2 separate regions of the Homo sapiens genome follow, and region 2 is linked to region 1. The links are chromatin contacts, found by Hi-C or POLR2A ChIA-PET in ENCODE. All regions are on one chromosome and are shown on one strand. The core of a region is the stretch at or near the end of the contact, and the rest is flanking DNA. Distances in the headings are between cores, read along the strand shown.

What was found. A loop is a pair of places that touch in the nucleus more often than their neighbours do. ChIA-PET counts read pairs that join two places held with the same protein, here RNA polymerase II (POLR2A). Pooled maps may share reads with other maps.
Region 2: a pooled map shows a loop between it and region 1 (6-fold over the local background). The contact joins two enhancer-like sites. A Hi-C loop is called at or near these places in 1 of 168 maps with a recorded cell type or tissue (spleen) and 8 of 50 pooled maps. POLR2A ChIA-PET finds 5 or more read pairs at or near these places in 1 of 52 experiments (activated T-cell).

Annotation. Positions count from the first base shown.
Region 1 is chr9:77,474,597-77,477,626 of GRCh38, reverse strand. All of the region lies in intron 2 of GNA14 (G protein subunit alpha 14), which reads left to right. The region is part of intron 2 of GNA14-AS1 (GNA14 antisense RNA 1); the gene reads right to left. Among named protein-coding and RNA genes, the nearest start is that of GNA14-AS1, 28 kb to the right of the region's middle. Within about 2 kb of position 1,271, at least 4 of the 41 ENCODE cell types and tissues checked have a DNase peak (open chromatin) inside an H3K27ac peak, as active enhancers do.
Region 2 is chr9:77,716,675-77,719,374 of GRCh38, reverse strand. GNAQ (G protein subunit alpha q) reads left to right here. Exons shown (of 7, transcript NM_002072.5): 7 at 1-2,700. Among named protein-coding and RNA genes, the nearest start is that of GNA14, 70 kb to the right of the region's middle. Within about 2 kb of position 1,299, at least 3 of the 41 ENCODE cell types and tissues checked have a DNase peak (open chromatin) inside an H3K27ac peak, as active enhancers do.

The sequences.
Region 1 (3,030 bases), core at 22-2,521:
GACTGTTCCTTCTTTCTTAGAAGCAAGGCACTATAAAAGAGGATAGGAAGTTCTGTGCTATGGGTGGGTGATTAGATGGTGGCCTATTATGAGACTTCAAATGCCTGTAATTATTAGTTAGGCTTTTTCTCCTGAGCAGGTCTGTTTTTGAGGAATGTTCTGATTTCAACTCTGGCTGCCATATTCTCAGCAGGGGAATGGGGCTGGAGGGCTCAGGATTCAGTACATGGACTTTTACTTAACATATCTGTTTTCTTTCTTTTTTTCCTTTTCTTTTTCTGAGACATGATCTTGCTGTGTCACCCAGGCTGGAATGCAGTTGCAGGATCTCAGTTCACTGCAACCTCTGCCTTCTGGGCTCAAGCAATCCTCCCACCACAGCCTCCTGAGTACTGGTGCACGCCAGCACACCCGGCTAATTTTTGTATTTTTAGTAGAGACAGGGTTTCGCCATGTTGCCTCGGCTCGTCTCGAGCTCCTGGCCTCAAGCAATCCACCTGCCTCAGCCTCCGAAAGTGCTGGGATTACACGTGAGAGCTACCGTGCCTGGCCCATACCTGGTTTCAAAATGCACCTTCCTCCTTAAACTATACTTGGTGCCTGTATGTCTTCTGGCTGAGGGAGCAAATTACAGAATCCTGACAAGGTGGAATGATTGTGAAGGGTGGAAACTCAGCTGTTACTCATGCAGTCTTTCCCTGAGCCAACCCCACTGCCTTGAGGAACACCACCACCTTTCTAAATGGTGGGCCTTTAACCCAGAAGGAGCCTTGAAATGTTCCCAGGTATGAACCCACTGACTTCTTTTGGGTTTCTCCCCAAGAGATACAAGGTTTCAGCTTTCTCTCCTGTTAAGTGCTATGTACTCACTCATCTGCATCTCTTTTCCATTTTCTCAAATTTTCTTGTTACTCCTCCACAATAGTTCCAATTCATTTTATCCTTTTCAGTTTATAGGACTTGCCTTTAAACAAACAAACTACTATCCTATCATTTTATTAAGCCTTCAGGAGAGAGCATATGTGTTGAAGTCACCAGTTGTAAGAGGCAGTATGGCCCTTATTCTTTTCACACTGCCTCCCTGACACAGATAATCTTCAATTATACAGCAAATGTTTCTATATGTGGACCCTCTACACTCCTGTGTGGGAGCTTTACGATTCTGTGTGTGAACTGGTATTCTGATTTTGTTCATTCAGAAGACAACAATGAGCCAGCTGCTCTGCTGTGCTCTGTGGCCTCCCCAGAGATGAAGATGTCATTTCCTGCTCTCAGGGCGCCTCCCCCTCATTACCTAGAGATGGCGATGCTGGGTTTTCAGTACTCTGATATTCTGTGCTATTTTAACGTACCAAGAGAGGCAATCTTGTTGGTGTGATTTTGTCATTTCAGTATTTTAGAAAATCTAAAATCTGAATCATTTCCCCAGGAAGTTGGGTGCTACTTTAAGGACTAGATTCTTTCATTTCTAAAGCATTCTGACCACATCCCTCCCCTGTTTAAACCCATCTAAGCTAAGTTATTGTTGTTGTTTGAATTCCAATTTCCCAAATTACTTATAATGCAGAGCATCTCTTTTTGCATTTCTTAGTCACATGTATTTCTGCCAAGCCAATTTAGTCATCAGAAGTCTAAGCTCAAGGGCACACTTAGGCCTGCTCCTGCTGTGTCCTACCTACTGAGGTGACAATTTTAGGGGGCTAAGGGGATATGCCCACCATGCCTGCATCCCTCTATCTTTGGGTACCCCAGAACCCCAACACCCCAACCCACAGCATCGAGCAGCTTCTAGAGCCCACGTAGGTCTCCTTTCCAGATATGTCTGTTGAACAAGGGCAGCATATGCTCTCCTAGGTGCACGGGGTTTGTGCAGAGACCCAAGAATGCATGTCCGGTCCCCTTAAATTTTGTGCCCTAGATGATTGCTTATCTCAACCTGATCTTTCCCTGGGAGGATGCTCTAGAAAGAACGAAGAGGAGTGGTGAGATTTAGAGGAGAGGGGAGCAAGGAGGGAAGGAAGGGTCCATGCTCAGTTCTCAGACCCTCCTCTGGAGCCAGACCACTTACTGCCTTCACAGCCAGATTCCCCCAGCTCTCTCTACTGTTTTACCGAAGGACCAGAGCCATTCTCCTAGGGCCTAAGCCCCACATTCATCCCCAGGATACATTTTAGGTAATGTACAATAACTACTCAAGGACAGGTGTTGTCATTTTGCTTTAATGTCACAAGCCCTGTCATCCAACTAAGCCTTTTCAAGTTCTGATCCTAGTGACCATGTTTTCTTAACCATAGCAACTATTTCTGCTTGTCATTATATACCCACAGCCTGACTGTGGGCGTAGGTGATTACCAGTTGAACAAATTCCCTTGTATAGCCACACTGGAGAAGAGGGTTTATATCAATAGTTTGTCTTCCATGTCAGACCTGTTCTCATTGTGGCATTCCATTATTATGTGAATTTCCATCACTGAGTGACGGAAGCAATATAGATGAGTTGTCTCTTCATTGCCTCTGGGCTTGTTTCAACACAAACAGCTGCCAGCCAACTTGGGTGTGGATCACAAAATTTTATGTCCCCCATAAAAGAAACACTGGACCCATTAAGCCATCATGCTCCTATTTCCATGACCTCCCAGTCCTAGGTGACAACTAATCCGGTTTATGTCTCTATGAATTTGACCATTCTGGACATTTCATATAAATGGAATCATGTAATATGTGGCCATTCGTGACTGGATTTTTTCACTTAGCATAATGTTCTTAAGGCTTATCTACTTTGTAACCTGTATCAGTAATTCATTTACTTTTAATTGCCAAATCATATTTCAATGTGATCCAACAGTCATGTTTTGTTTATCCATACATCAGTATGGGTATTGTGTTGTTTCCACTTTTTGGCTATTATGAATAATGCTGCAGTGAAAATTCATGAACAGGTTTTTGTGTAGACATTTGTCTTCAGTTCTCTTGGGTATATGCCTAGGAGTGGAACTGCTGGGCCATTTAGTAATTATGCTTAACTAGGTG
Region 2 (2,700 bases), core at 50-2,549, 240 kb before region 1:
CAAATGCTCTAATCATTGTACATACATCTCTCTTGATATTGCAGCATCCATACTGGCTTTGTAATCATTAATTTTTTGGCAGATTGAATGTGCTGTATTGATATGTATCTATGTAATTGTATTGTATGTCTATAGCTAATTCACGTTTTGAATAATGTTATTTTATTTACTTTTTTAAGAGAGGAGAATGTAAATTTGTCAGTTTATTTCTGACTAGGGATATTTTCTTTCCATTTAGAAAAGAAGAAAAAAAAAAAACCTTACTGTCATACAGAGCGGTACTAGCGTCGTGCTGTATAAAATCATTTGCACATTCCTGAGTAGAGGTATACTGATTATAAGACCCAAAGGTAATTTCATAGCAAAATACATAAAATCAGTCGGAGCTTTTATACAAACATGGAAACCAACTTTGTAGAACTTTTGCCATTTGATCTAGGATTGGAATATGAGCTTTTATACAATTCATATTCTTATTTGGCAAATGCACAGTTTAGTATTACCTCTCTGATGGCCTTTACTAGAAAGGCAGTTTTAGAAGCTATTGTGATCCACTAAGGAAATGTTTTAACAGCTAGAGACCACTGCTTGCCTGAAAGGGCGTTCTTAAATTTGGTGCAGCAAAAAAAAAAAAAAAAAAAAAAAAAATTAAACAACAACATTTGAAGGCCTACAGTGTGTATAGAGAAAACCTCATCACAAGATCATAAGTGTTACAGTTTTAGGGAATCAAGATATTCTATTTAATAGAGCTATAGTAAATGTAGTCAATTAAACCTGATCTCAAAGCTTGAAGAAGCTGAGCAAAACAGGGAAAGATTGTTATATTTGTCTTTATGAAATTGGGATGGAATTTGCTATGCAGAATTGAGGTTTGTGGCTTCGCTGTTCCTGTAGGGTGCATGACAAGATCCCTTCTCTTGAGAAAGGAAAAAATTGATCACCCTAGCAGCAGTGATGCATAGAAACCTAATTTTAGCCACACCAGTCAATCGAAGCTAAAGGATTTTCTTTTTTGTTTCTTCGGGGTTTTATTGAAGGGGCTAGGGGCGGGACGGGATTCTTTTCAGTTTTGTATAAAAACAAAGTTTACTCATGCTTTATATTATATTGTGATTGCAAGCGTTATAAGCGTGTGCCACTGGCCTCCTATTGTTGATGCTTAGGTAATGGAGGCCTGTGGTGAGTTTTATGGTGACTTGGGCATGTCTTATTCAAAAACAAAAACATAAAACACAGAAACCTTTCTTCAGCATACCAAGGCAAGCAGCCATTTCATGACTCACTTAACACATTGCAGTGTACCAGTTTACAGATGATTTTTCCCTTTTTGCGTGACATGGCAGTTCTAACCCCCAGAGAATTCCTTATTTGTAAATTGGAAGTTTCTACTATGCCTTACAGAGCTTAAATTCAGAAGTTTGTGCCTCATATCTGAAACAAAGGGAAATAACACACCCATTCAAAAGTAAATAAATCTCCTAGAAGTTTTTGTTTTTAACATTTCCATATAAAGAGCTCTGTTGAATGTCATGAATAGACTGGAAAAAAAAATTTTAAGAACCTGCATATGTTGTTTACTAGCAGATGACAACTACAAAAGGAATCTGAAGAACACGTAAAACTTGTATTTTTTTTTTTTTGGTAGATTAACTAGCAGGCCTATTTTAAAAAGGTAATTCAGCTAAAGGGCAATTTACTTTTTTGTACTTCAGACTATCTTGATTGTCAAAGTGTACGAACTGTAATTTTAAAATTTATACTGCCACATGATTGTAAATTTTAGTTGTCTTAAGTTAGGAATTGGTGAAAAGCTATTTATGCTGGATTTGGGTCAAAATGACTTATTTGCAAAAAAATAAATAATGGGAAGAAAGGGCTGTATAATGAAATACTGCAAGACTCACATATTGGTTGGAAATTTCCCTCAAATCACCTACCGATTACCCTTGATTTCCCTTTGTTTTCAGTTTCTCAAAACGAATGAAATGAAATATAGCAGAATGTTAACCCATATAAAAATAAAGTGTACCCAAATATTGTAATGTATATTGCTGCTCTTCTTCAAATTAAATAAGGGTTTAAAACCACTTAATTGGTAATCAACATCTCAATTGATACAAATAAGGTGTGCTTGGTATACATTAATATTTTCTTCCAAAGATATATCTTTGGTTAGAAACACAAAAAAATAAAACTAGTAATATTGTATGTTTATCTATCTCTACATATTTCCAGCATATGTAGCGTTAATAGATCTGTCCTGGTAACTGTGTCTTTGGGATTTCATTTTGGTTCCATCAAATTAGGAAAAGAAATGGCTTAGTTGTATATGATTAGCTAGAGATTTTTGGAGCCAGACACCTGCTGTTTAGTAGATAACTTAGTACAGACCCTAAACTTGTCATTTGTTTTTCTCACAGAATAGCCATTTCCTGCTGTCTTCCCAATGATCACTGCCCTTTCAATAACACTCTTGCCTCTAGAATCATATGTTCAAAGTATGAATACACACCTAGCACATAGTAGGTGCTCAAATATTAATTTCCTCCTTGCCTTCCTTATCTACCCTGTGTCCTCCATTTCCCCGTATGATTCCAACCCAATATAGCAAATGACATTTACATGTTATGAAAACATCTATTGGGTAAAATCAGATCTTGGATAAAGAAATTCTGACTTTTATATAAGCTTTTGGTA